3 separate regions of the Homo sapiens genome follow, and all the other regions are linked to region 3. Evidence: chromatin contacts called from ENCODE Hi-C or POLR2A ChIA-PET data. All regions are on one chromosome and are shown on one strand. Each heading gives the region's core, a stretch centred on a gene start or an enhancer-like site at or near the end of the contact. The rest is flanking DNA. Distances are from core to core; before and after follow the strand shown. Region 1 has its middle 22 kb from the start of LINC01271. Region 2 has its middle 94 kb from the start of LINC01271. Region 3 has its middle 59 kb from the start of LINC01271.

The links. Hi-C counts contacts between places; a loop is a spot of excess contacts on that map. ChIA-PET counts read pairs that join two places held with the same protein, here RNA polymerase II (POLR2A). Pooled maps may share reads with other maps.
Region 1: a map of HepG2 shows a loop between it and region 3 (9-fold over the local background). The contact joins two enhancer-like sites. A Hi-C loop is called at or near these places in 15 of 168 maps with a recorded cell type or tissue (CD14-positive monocyte, CD4-positive, alpha-beta memory T cell, CD8-positive, alpha-beta T cell and 10 more), 2 of 37 single-sample maps with no recorded cell type and 17 of 50 pooled maps. POLR2A ChIA-PET finds 5 or more read pairs at or near these places in 13 of 52 experiments (HepG2, MCF 10A, T-cell and 8 more).
Region 2: a loop to region 3 is called in a map of heart left ventricle, with 11 times the contacts of the local background. The contact joins two enhancer-like sites. A Hi-C loop is called at or near these places in 13 of 168 maps with a recorded cell type or tissue (CD14-positive monocyte, Caco-2, HepG2 and 7 more) and 12 of 50 pooled maps. POLR2A ChIA-PET finds 5 or more read pairs at or near these places in 4 of 52 experiments (HepG2, MCF 10A, endothelial cell of umbilical vein and 1 more).

Annotation. Positions count from the first base shown.
Region 1 is chr20:50,341,619-50,344,915 of GRCh38, reverse strand. No RefSeq gene overlaps it. Among named protein-coding and RNA genes, the nearest start is that of LINC01271, 22 kb to the right of the region's middle. Within about 2 kb of position 1,260, at least 2 of the 41 ENCODE cell types and tissues checked have a DNase peak (open chromatin) inside an H3K27ac peak, as active enhancers do.
Region 2 is chr20:50,414,043-50,417,343 of GRCh38, reverse strand. No RefSeq gene overlaps it. Among named protein-coding and RNA genes, the nearest start is that of LINC01271, 94 kb to the right of the region's middle. Within about 2 kb of position 1,608, at least 32 of the 41 ENCODE cell types and tissues checked have a DNase peak (open chromatin) inside an H3K27ac peak, as active enhancers do; they include PC-3, heart left ventricle and heart right ventricle, where a contact is called at or near this core.
Region 3 is chr20:50,378,158-50,381,825 of GRCh38, reverse strand. No RefSeq gene overlaps it. Among named protein-coding and RNA genes, the nearest start is that of LINC01271, 59 kb to the right of the region's middle. RefSeq lists a silencer at 2,330-2,758. Within about 2 kb of position 2,370, at least 26 of the 41 ENCODE cell types and tissues checked have a DNase peak (open chromatin) inside an H3K27ac peak, as active enhancers do; they include PC-3, heart left ventricle and heart right ventricle, where a contact is called at or near this core.

The DNA.
Region 1 (3,297 bases), core at 11-2,510, 36 kb after region 3:
GTGCAGAGAGGCTAAGTGATTTGCCCAAGGTCACACAGCTACAGAGGCAGGATTCGAACCCAAGTCATCTGGCTCCAGAGTCCTGGTTCCTGACCTGACGAGGACTCCAGGTTCTCTGACTTTAGCACAGGCGTCACCAGAGCCTCAAGATGCAGAGCGACTTGCAGAGGAGCAGGCAGCCAAGATGGAGGAGGTGGAGGGTTGGCTTTAGCATTGGGCCAGCTCCCAGGCTGCAGGCCTTGGGAGGCATTTCTCCTCCCTGGGCCTCAGTTTCCACCTCTGCAAAATGGGGAAGTTGCAACCCCTGCCATGGAGTGGGGGTTCCTTGAGGTGGCGCTGTGGAACTGCTTCCTAACACTGGCCACAGCGACTCCCAACACCTCTCAGGCTTGCCCTACAACCCATTTTTCACCTGCAGCCAAAGGCGTTGCCATGAAACAGACCATGTCATGGTCCCATCCAGATCCTCTGATGGCTGCCCCTCACTTTGGACTCTGGCCTGCAGGTGGCCCCTGGTGTCCTCTCACCTCCACTCACTTCACTGCGGCCACCCAGCCTCCTGGCTGCTCTTGCAGATCTGCCAACTCCATCCTGCCCCCCAGCTTGGGCACCCACCATTCCCTCTGCCTGAAGCCCCCTCCCTCACCTATCAGCCACGAATGGAACTCAGCCCGCACTCTGAAACAGAGGCTTTCTTGCCCCCTTGGGATCAAGATGCTCCACAGACAGACCCCGAGGGAGATGGAGACACAAGCAGAGGGACAGGCTGAGACATACATGGGCACGCAAACCAAAGGTGCTCAGAGCCACACGTGGTCCAGAGGTACAGAGAGACACACGGTGCCAGACGTAAAGTCACAGCCACAGCCACGCCCAGGGAGACACATGGAAGCCCCAAGCCACAAGACTATTCAGACACACTGGCCATGGGTGTGCAAGACGTGCATGGGCACACTCAGATAGACACACATGCCCTCACCCCACACACACGTGCACAGGCACACCCAGGGAGCCGCAGCCAGCACCAACGTGGCCCAGAACACCCAGCCACACACATGCACACACACACTTCCCTCTGGCGCCCGGAACAGCCCCGTGCCAAGCGTCCTAGGACAAGGACCGCCTGCAGCCAGCCTTGGCGGGAAGGTGTCCTGGCAAACAATACCTCCCCTCTCCCACCGTCGGCACAGACACAAGGAGCCATTGTCAGCCTGGCACACACCGCGGGGCGGCCTCTCCACAGGCCCTCCTGGCGGGCATGCCTGCACGTGGGGGCGGAAGGCTGGCGGCTCCCCAGGCCCACCTGCTCCCATCTGCCCACCAGGGACCCTGCCTCCTTCAGAGCCTCCTGCCTGGTCCTGCAGACCCTGGAGGGCTTAGCTCCCTGGCCCACTTTCCCTCCCCAACCCCTTGGGACTTACGCATCCTCCTCACAGAGCGGCCAGGGCTTACGAGGGGCAGGGTTTGGTGGCTGAAAACGTGAAATCTAGATTCAAACACACATGCCGTGTGACCTTGGGCAAGTCACTTCCTGTCTCTGAGACTTGGTTTCCTCATCTGTAACATGGGATAATGCTAGCACCTCCCTCACAGGGCCGGTGGCATAACGATTTGAGCCACAGCATACACAACACTGAGGCAGCAGGTGCACCCTGGGATCTGGTAGGCCCAGGCTCCGGCGACAGCCTTGCCATTCTCTTGCTAGGCCTCGGGCAGTTGACATCACCTCTCTTCCCCTCAGTCTTCTCACCTTGAAAGTGGGGATGGTCGTTGGCCCCCCTTTCAGAGGTGTTCCTTCTGTAAGACTCTCACATGGAGGGTTTAGGATGAGCCTGCCACACAGTAGGCACTCAATCAATGCTGGCCATGATCATTGTCTTAATGGCCTGAGGCTTGCTTATTCACTTATTCTTTCTTTTCATTCCTTTCACCAGTCTTTCCTGCGTACCTACCACATGTTGTAAGCTGAGCAGTTCACCCTAAGTTGCTCCCTCCCCCTATGCCCCAATGGGCTCCTGTTAGATGTTTGTTGACTGACTGAATGACAGGAGGCAATTCAGAGACCATCACTACCTCCAGGCAGCACAAGGACACTGACTGAGTGGTCAGGAGCCCTGGGTCAGCCTCTTAACGGCTTGCGATGCCCGGTCAGGAACACAGATCCCTGCTCCACAGCAAGGACGTCATGAAGATTAGGCAGGGTGGAAAAAAGAAAGTGCCACTCAGTGAACACCTACAATGCCAGGGCCACCCTGCCAGCAGTGCCACAATCTTTTCAGGACCTGCCCCTGTGCAGACGGCACCTGTTTGAGCAGCCACACCCCTCTGCATCCCTCTCACCATGCTCCGGCTCATTTAATCCGAAAGTGCTCATCAGCTGCTGGCTTCACGGTTTGAGTTCATTGGCTTGTCCTATTTGGTGTCTGTGCCCCCGGACCAGGGTCCCTCGACCTTGGCTTGACTGACATTTGGGGCCAGATCATTCTGCACCTGAAGGCTGCCCTGGGCTTTGTAGGATTGGTTCAGCAGCCTCCTTGGCCTCTCCCCACTAGATGCTGATAGCACCCTCCCTCCACCCAGCTGTGACAACCACACACATCTCCAGACATAACCAAGTGTCCCATGGGGAACAAAACCACCTCTAGCTGAGAACCAGAGGGCAGAGATTTTGATTTGTTTGGTTTCTTGCTGTATGTCCCTGTGTATACAGTAAGTATCAATACATATTTGTCGAGTGAATCTTGAACAGATGCATCTCACCGACTCACGCTGTTCCCCTTTGCTGGAACGCTTTTCCACTGCCCTTTTCTGGCGCACTCCTACTCATACTTCAAGACCCTGGCAAGGAAATGATATGAGGAAAGTGGGGCATGCAGGGACTGGGTGAACAGGAAAGTACCTACTATGTGCCACTAAGAAAGGGCCTCCCGCAACCCCACTCCCAGGCCTCCTGTGTCCAGTAGGAATGTGGGCCCAGTATGGCCACATCTTCCCATTTTTCAAGAGAAGCCAGAGAAAAGGACTTTATGTGAAATCTCCTGGCATGTCAGATGTTGGCAATTGATTCACATTAAAAAAAAATACTTTAAGGACCAAACTAAACATATCTCCAGAGTGGACCTGTCCCATGGGCAGCTGTCATGGAGGTCTGCTCTAGGAGGCTTGATGGGTACGAACACCTTTGAGGATAACGAAGCTGAAGCAGTTCTTCCTGGCGTCTCACTTGCGTGCCCTCTGTTGTAGCCATTGTGGGAGGGGTTCTCATACAGCTGGGGCAGCTCTGATGGGGGACAGAAG
Region 2 (3,301 bases), core at 359-2,858, 36 kb before region 3:
TCAGATGCCAGTAACTTCTCTCCAGTTGTGACAACCCCAAATGTCCCCACATATAGCCTAATATCTCCTGTGGGGGCAAAATCACTCCCAGCCAAGGACTGCTCCCTGGTCAGATGATCCGGGCGCTTGTGTTGCCACCCGGCACAGGCTGCTGCTCAAGTTGTGCAGGGAATCGTAGCTGCTCTGTGGTTAAGTGGCTGCCTGGCCCTGCCACTCCTTAGCAGGTGGGCTTGGACCAGTGACTCCAGCTCTCTGAGCCTCAGCGTCTTCATCTGTAAAATGAGATAATGTTAGCACTTCATCTCTTGGGGCTGTCAGGAGGATTAAGTAGATTAATCCTGTGAAGCGCTCAGAAGCATGCCTGGCACACAGTGAGAATTTGAGGCCGAGGCTGAGGCTGATGAAGGCTTCTGGGAATAGTGGGAGCTAGAGAAAGGGATCTTTGCATCCTCACCTCAGCAAGTGCTACCTGAGGCCTCTGGCGTGTGTGCCCCTGCACTAATGGAGGACATGCGGGAACGGCTGCCCCCACCCAGACAGGCGGCTGGCTCAGTCCCTCAGCCCTGCCAGGCCATTTAACAATTAAGCGGCTGAGGGGTGACGAGGCTGGAAAGCCAGAAGTGACCAGGGTCTGGCCTTGCTTGGCTTTGGTGACGCGATGGCCTTGGGATCATGGCCTTCTTGAACCCATAAGCAGGGGGTTGGGCCCCAAGACAGGCAAGGCCAGGCCAAGGTCTGTGCTGGTGGCCTCAAGCTGAAGCCATGCAGGGACAGGAAGGGGGTTGTTCCAAGGCTACAGGGAAGGGAGTGCTGTGGAGCGAGAGTTTCTGTCCATGGGGGCGACCCCCATCCACTCACACTCTGGCATTCCATTTCCCACTTCCCAACTCTTTCTCAATTTTCACCTCCAATTTATTGAGCACTTACTACATGCAGGGCTCTGCCAAAGTACTTTACACAGATCTGACTCCTGTTCTCCCTCTCGCATCATGGAAAGGGGCTCTGTCCCCTCCCCAGATGAGCGAAGCCCTGTTACTCAGACTCCCATTGCACCAGGTAAGGAGTGGAGGCTCTCAGAGGTGAGTCAACAGCTCACAGGGGCAGAGTCAAAGCCCCAGCCCAGGTCTGGGGTCTCCCAAGCACCTGCCCTTAACCGCACAGCCCCTGCTAGGCCTCCTCTCTCTGTCATTTCCCCCCCAGCACCTCCACTTTCCTCTCTCTGGCTCTTGCTGTCTCTCTGGCTCTTGCTGTCTCTCCAGCTTTCCCTGAACATCTTCCTAGTTGTGTTTTTCTCCTTCTCTGTGTCTCTTTTCTGTCTGTTTCTCTTTTTCACTTTCTCGGTCTCTCTCCCTCCCTCTGTTTCCTTCTCTCTCCATCTGTTTGTGTTTCTCTTTCCCATCCCCTGTCTCTCGCTCTCTCTCTCTCACTCTGCCTGTTTCTCTCTCTCCCTTTCTCTCTCTCCTCCTCTGCCTGCCCGCCTCCCCTGGCCGCCCCGCCTTGCGGCTCTGTCTCTCTGCAGTCAGCCCTTGTCCCCACGCCAGCACATTATGTCCCTGGTCAGACCCTGACGTCAGGCGGGGCCTGGCGGGCGGCCATGGGACACTGCCGGGCAGGCGAGAGGGAGTGCTCGACTTCCCGGTCCCCACTGTAGTGGCCGCCTGCCCGCCGCCCGGCCTGGCCTACCCAGCCTGGCAGCAAAGCTTCACTTCTCCCGGCCTAGCTCAGCTGGCTGGAGAGTGGACCGCGCTTTGTGGCTGCCTTCCCTCTGAGCCTGGGGCTGCAGGCCACTCGCCTTTCCCTTCCCCTGCTTCGACCCCACAACCACAAAAGACTTGGTCCCAGAGGGTAGGCAGTATTGCATGGGGCCAAGTCTTGGCTGTGTGACAAGTCACCCAGCCCTCTCTGAGTCTCCTTGTAAAACAAAGCCATTGAGGCACCTGCTTCTCAGGTCTGCAGGGGGTGTCAACCCACAGTGGCTCACAGGACAACAGGAGCGAGGCCCCAGCAGGAATTCAGTGTCACTGCAGTGTCTAGGCCAGCAGTCTTCAAGGAGGGGAGGCTGGCAGAGATGGGGGATCTGAGTGTCACAGTGACAGGGGAACATGGCTGACGAGCAGGCAGGGATGTGCCATGGGGGACTGCCAGGCAGGACAGCCCCACCCACAACACAAACAGTGCCCTGCCGAGAAACCCTCCCCAAGCTCGGCTGGTCTCAGGTCCCATCAGAGCTTAAATAAGTGGTTTAAAAAAATGTCATATTTCTTGTTTGGTTTGTTTATTTTTTCCCCCTGATTTTCAAAGCAAAGTCGTTTCCTTGAAGGACATACCAAGGGTACTTGAGCTTTCTAGTTTAGAGACAGACTTTAGGATCTGATCAACGCGGGTCAAATCCGGCCGGGTGACCCTGGCCGGTGACTTTGTGCTCTGAGCCTCAGTTTCCTCATCTGTCAAATGAAAGTAAGGAATGAGAAGGTCATGGGGATGAAGCAAAAGCATGTTTGTAAAGCACCCAGAATGGGATCTTGCCCGTGGTAAATGGTCTATATTCGGTAGTCTTTTTTTCTCGTCTTTTTTTATTCTTCTTATTTTAAATATAGGAGACACAGAAAAGTACAAAGAAGAAAACTAAAAAGGTGACCCAGAGAGAACCACTCTAAGATGTGCACGGGAATTCAGCTCAGCTCGCGTATTTAAATTGAGATCCTACTGTTGTCTGTTTTTTCATTTTTCACGAAAATAAAACTTGACTCAAAGTTTCATTTTAAAATACCTTTGCTTATTACTATTATTTGAATACTTACATATTCAAAAGGTTCAAAAGGTATCCAGGGAGAAGTGAGGATACCTCCTACTCCAGCCTCTGTTGATTGGTTTCTTGTGTATTCTTCCTTCCCTGGGTCTAAGTCCTCTGCAGACCCGTGAGTTCCAGCTCTCCTGCTCCTATTCATTTTGAGTTTTTTTTTTATTCACTCGATTATAAATCATGACATTTATTTTAAAAAATCAGAACCTACAGACAATCAAAAGAAAGAGGAGCATAAGAAAAGTGGAATCAAGCCAGGTGTGGTAACGCATGCCTGTAATCCCAGCACTTTGAGAGGCTGAAACAGGAGGATTACTTGATCCCAGGAGTTCAAGATCAGCCTGGTCAACATAGCAAGACCTTCATCTCTACAAAATTAAAAAAAGAAAAAAAGAAGTTAGCCGGGTGTGCTGGTGCACGCCTGTGGTCCCAGCTACTCGGGAGGCTAAGGTGGGAGGATGGCTTGAGCCCAGGAGGTCGAGGCTGCAGTGAGCCATG
Region 3 (3,668 bases), core at 1,121-3,620:
GAAAAGTCTCTGATTTTTCAAATATTGCTAAAATGTTGCACAGAAGACAGGCACGCACATGGCAAAACAAAAACAAAAACAGAAGCCACAAGTTTTCCTTTCAACAGTGCAAACGGACAGGCAAAATATCATCCTTCCTCCCATCTCTGACTTGCCATTTTTACCACGCGAAAGTCAGGAAACCTGAGCATCTACCAGCAAATAGGTAAACACATTCCTCACTCTCTCCTTAAGACACACACAGACACACACACACAGACACACAGAGACACACACACACAGACACACAGACACACACACACAGAGACACACACACAAACACACACACGCACACACAGACACACACACACACACACACACAGACACACACCCACACACACTTTGTAGCATTCTATAATCACTGTTTTTCATCTCATTTTTCTAGGCTAATATTACATCTTGGCTGTTGTTTCAAATCAGTACAGCGATATCTGCTTTATTCACTTCAGTCTCAGCACAGGATTGAAATACTCTTTAATTCATGCAGCTACGAAGGCCCCTAATCTTGGATATTCACATTGTTTGGAGGCTTTTGTTATGTCAAAGGATGCTGCAATGAAGGTCCTTATATAATGCATCTAGGTGTACATGTGTTGATTTAGATCCTTCCTTCCTTCCTTCCTCCCTCCCTCCCCTCCCTCCCTCCCTCCCTCCTTCCTTCCTTCCTTCCTTCCCTCCTTCCTCCCTCTTTCTCTCTCGTTCTTTTTCTTCTTGCTTATTTTCATTTTCAAATTTTTATTCCACGAACATGTACCATTTGTATAATAATTAAAAGGGTATGTTTACAGACCCAGGACTCAAACTTCAGCCAAGTTAGATAAACAGCCCCACGCATAAGCACAATTCAGAAAGAAAAAAATCCAGCCCCTGCTGCTGAGGCCTGTTTGGCCGGGAGGTGGCATCGCTGGAGAATCTCATGCCAAGATCCAGCCCCTGCCTGTTGCGATCATCCTGGAGAGCAGGGCCTGGGTTCCAGTCCTGGCTGAGCCACGAACTTCCTGGGTGACCCAGGTAAATCACTGTGCTAAGTATGGTACCTTCTCTGGGGAGGTTGATGTTATTATTCCCACTTCCCAGATGAAGAATATTAAAGACTGAGAAATGAAGCACTTGCTAATCTCTCCTACATCAATCAAGAAGTCATCCGGCCTAGAAATGCACCCTGAGTCTTCCCTACCTCCCCGGCAAATATCACCTCACCCACGAGGATTGCCAGCTCTGCCCTCACAATAGAGCTTCTCCCTTACCAAATCCTCAGCATGGCCTTCGAGGCCCTCTGTGGTCTGCACCCCCACCTCTCCAGCTTCACCCACGTCCCCATCCCTGCACTGCACTCTTCCCTGGCTCTCTCTGCACCAGAGCGCCAGGCTCATCCCACTGCAGGGCCTTTGCATTCGCTGCGCCCTTTGCTTAGATGCCTTTCCTTCCCAGCAGGCCCAGGACTAGGTTGGGGCAAGTGAGATCCCCAGGGTGAAGCTTTCAGGAGGCTCTCACTCTCAAATGCCAACCTGCGCGTGGCTGAGACTGAGAGCAAGCGCCTCCTTCTATCCTGCATGCGAGGCACCTCCTGAGCCCCTCCCTCATTAGGGCTGGCTTCCTGGATCCGGCTCTTCTCATGACTGGGGTCTTTGCTTAAATGACCCCTCCGCACAGAGAGTTCTCCCTGACTGTCTCAAACGGGCAGCCCTGCTGTTCTCAAACCTACCGCACTGTCTTATTTTCTTCATTGCCCTAATTTCAGAATTTGTGTTTTGTGCCCATCTCTGCCTACTAGATTAAAAGTTCTATGAGGGCAGCGACTGTGTCTGCCTCGTTCTCAGATATTTCCCCACTGCCCAGCACAGGGCCAGCACTCAGGAGACAGTCAATACCTGGAGTGAATGAATGAATGAATGAATGGGCTAGTCAGTGTCAGAGCTAAGGTTTGAACCCAGGTTTGCCTGCCTCCAAAGTCAGTCATCCCGGCCATGACCGAGAAAGGCGAGAGTGGGATCTGATCACGCAGGGGACCTGGGACTATGGCTGGTGTCCCTGCCTGTCCTGCTGGGAACCCTGCATCGCAAGGACAGGTTTTCTGAGGAAGCTTCTAGGAAGGGAGGGGTTTGGCCCCAGTCACCAGGGACTTCTCCGAGCCTCAGGCCTTCGGTGGGGCCAGCTGTGGCCCCCCTTCTCCGTTCTAGTTTTTATTTTTAGCGTCAAGTTTTTGGGCACAGTAGACTCTCCTTAGGAAAAGTCCAACGAGAGGACAAGGGAGGCGGTTTTGAAATCCGGTGGGAAAGTAGGTCAGGCTGGGTTGCTGGCCGGACTCCAGACGATAAGGCCTGTGTGGAAGTTTAATAACGTGAGCGGCCATATCCATGACATAATTCATAACTGAGAGGAAATAGCAATTAAGGGGCAATTGTGCAACGCGAGACAAGCCTCCTTCACAGCTCATAAAAGCAGGAGGAGGAAGAGACGACGCTGTCATTCCGGGGCCGCTGGGGGCCTGGCTGGCGGCCTGTGGGGATCTGGGGATAAGTCAGTCTGTACCTTGGGGGGTTTGCACTCATCTTTCCTCGCCCCCTCAGGACCCAGGGAGCTGGGAGGATGTAGAAGCAGACCGAGCGCCTACTACGTGCCTGGCTCAGGGTCGGGCTGGGGTACGAGTGTAAAAACGCCGGGTGTTTCGCTGCGGCTGGGAGGTTTGGATGCAGCTGCGCTATTTTGGCGTTGCCTTGTCAAAACGGAAAATTGCTTTGATTATCAAGTGAACTGTACCCCAGACACCCGGATCCTTAGTCCATCTCCCCTGCCCCCACCCTTCAGCGACTGTGGACTTTCAATTTCTCTTGTATTCGTTTTTCTGTGTGGTGGTTCCACAAGCACCATTTGCTTTTATCATTAGTTTTTAAAAAGCTACTAAATCCACACTGGCCCCTTCTCTGTTCCTTGAACTGGCCAAGTGTGTGCTGTCGCCGGCCCTTTGCGCTTGCCGTGGCCTCTGCCTGGGGGTTGCTTTGCTTTTCCGCTAGAGATCCATGTGGCTTGGCCCTCACCTCCTTCAGGTCTTCACCCAAACGCCTGCTTCCCTTGGAGCCCCAACTGACCAGTCTTTTTAAAACTGCAAACCCACCTGGCGTTCTGGATCTACTGTTCCTGCTTTATTTTTATCTACAGCACTTACCACCAATTAACCCTCTCCACAGGCTGTTCACTTATTTTGTCGTCTGCTTGTTCCCACCAGCGCCACCAGCAAAGGAATTTTTGTCCGTCTTGTTCTTGGCTGCATCCCCAGCACCAGAAACTGTGCCTGGGGCATAGTAGGTGCTCAGTGAATATTGGTGAATGAATGAATGAATGAATGTTTGCCATTGTAACTGACGGCCCATGAGATTATAATATGTTGACTTTGTTATTATAAAGCTCACCATTCACTGTTTGCTTTGGGGATGGCCTGAGAATGACTCAAGGTCAAGCCTTCTTGGATGCTGCTGGTGGGAGCAGAAGTTGGAGTGACCAGGGCTGGCTCAGCTGGCTTGGGTATTTGCAGCTGACACCTGTTCTGACTGGTCAGGGATCAACTTGGATATCACCGCTCCCCTCTGCCCTTTCTAAAGAGCTCCTTGGCCATTTCTGTCAAAATTTTA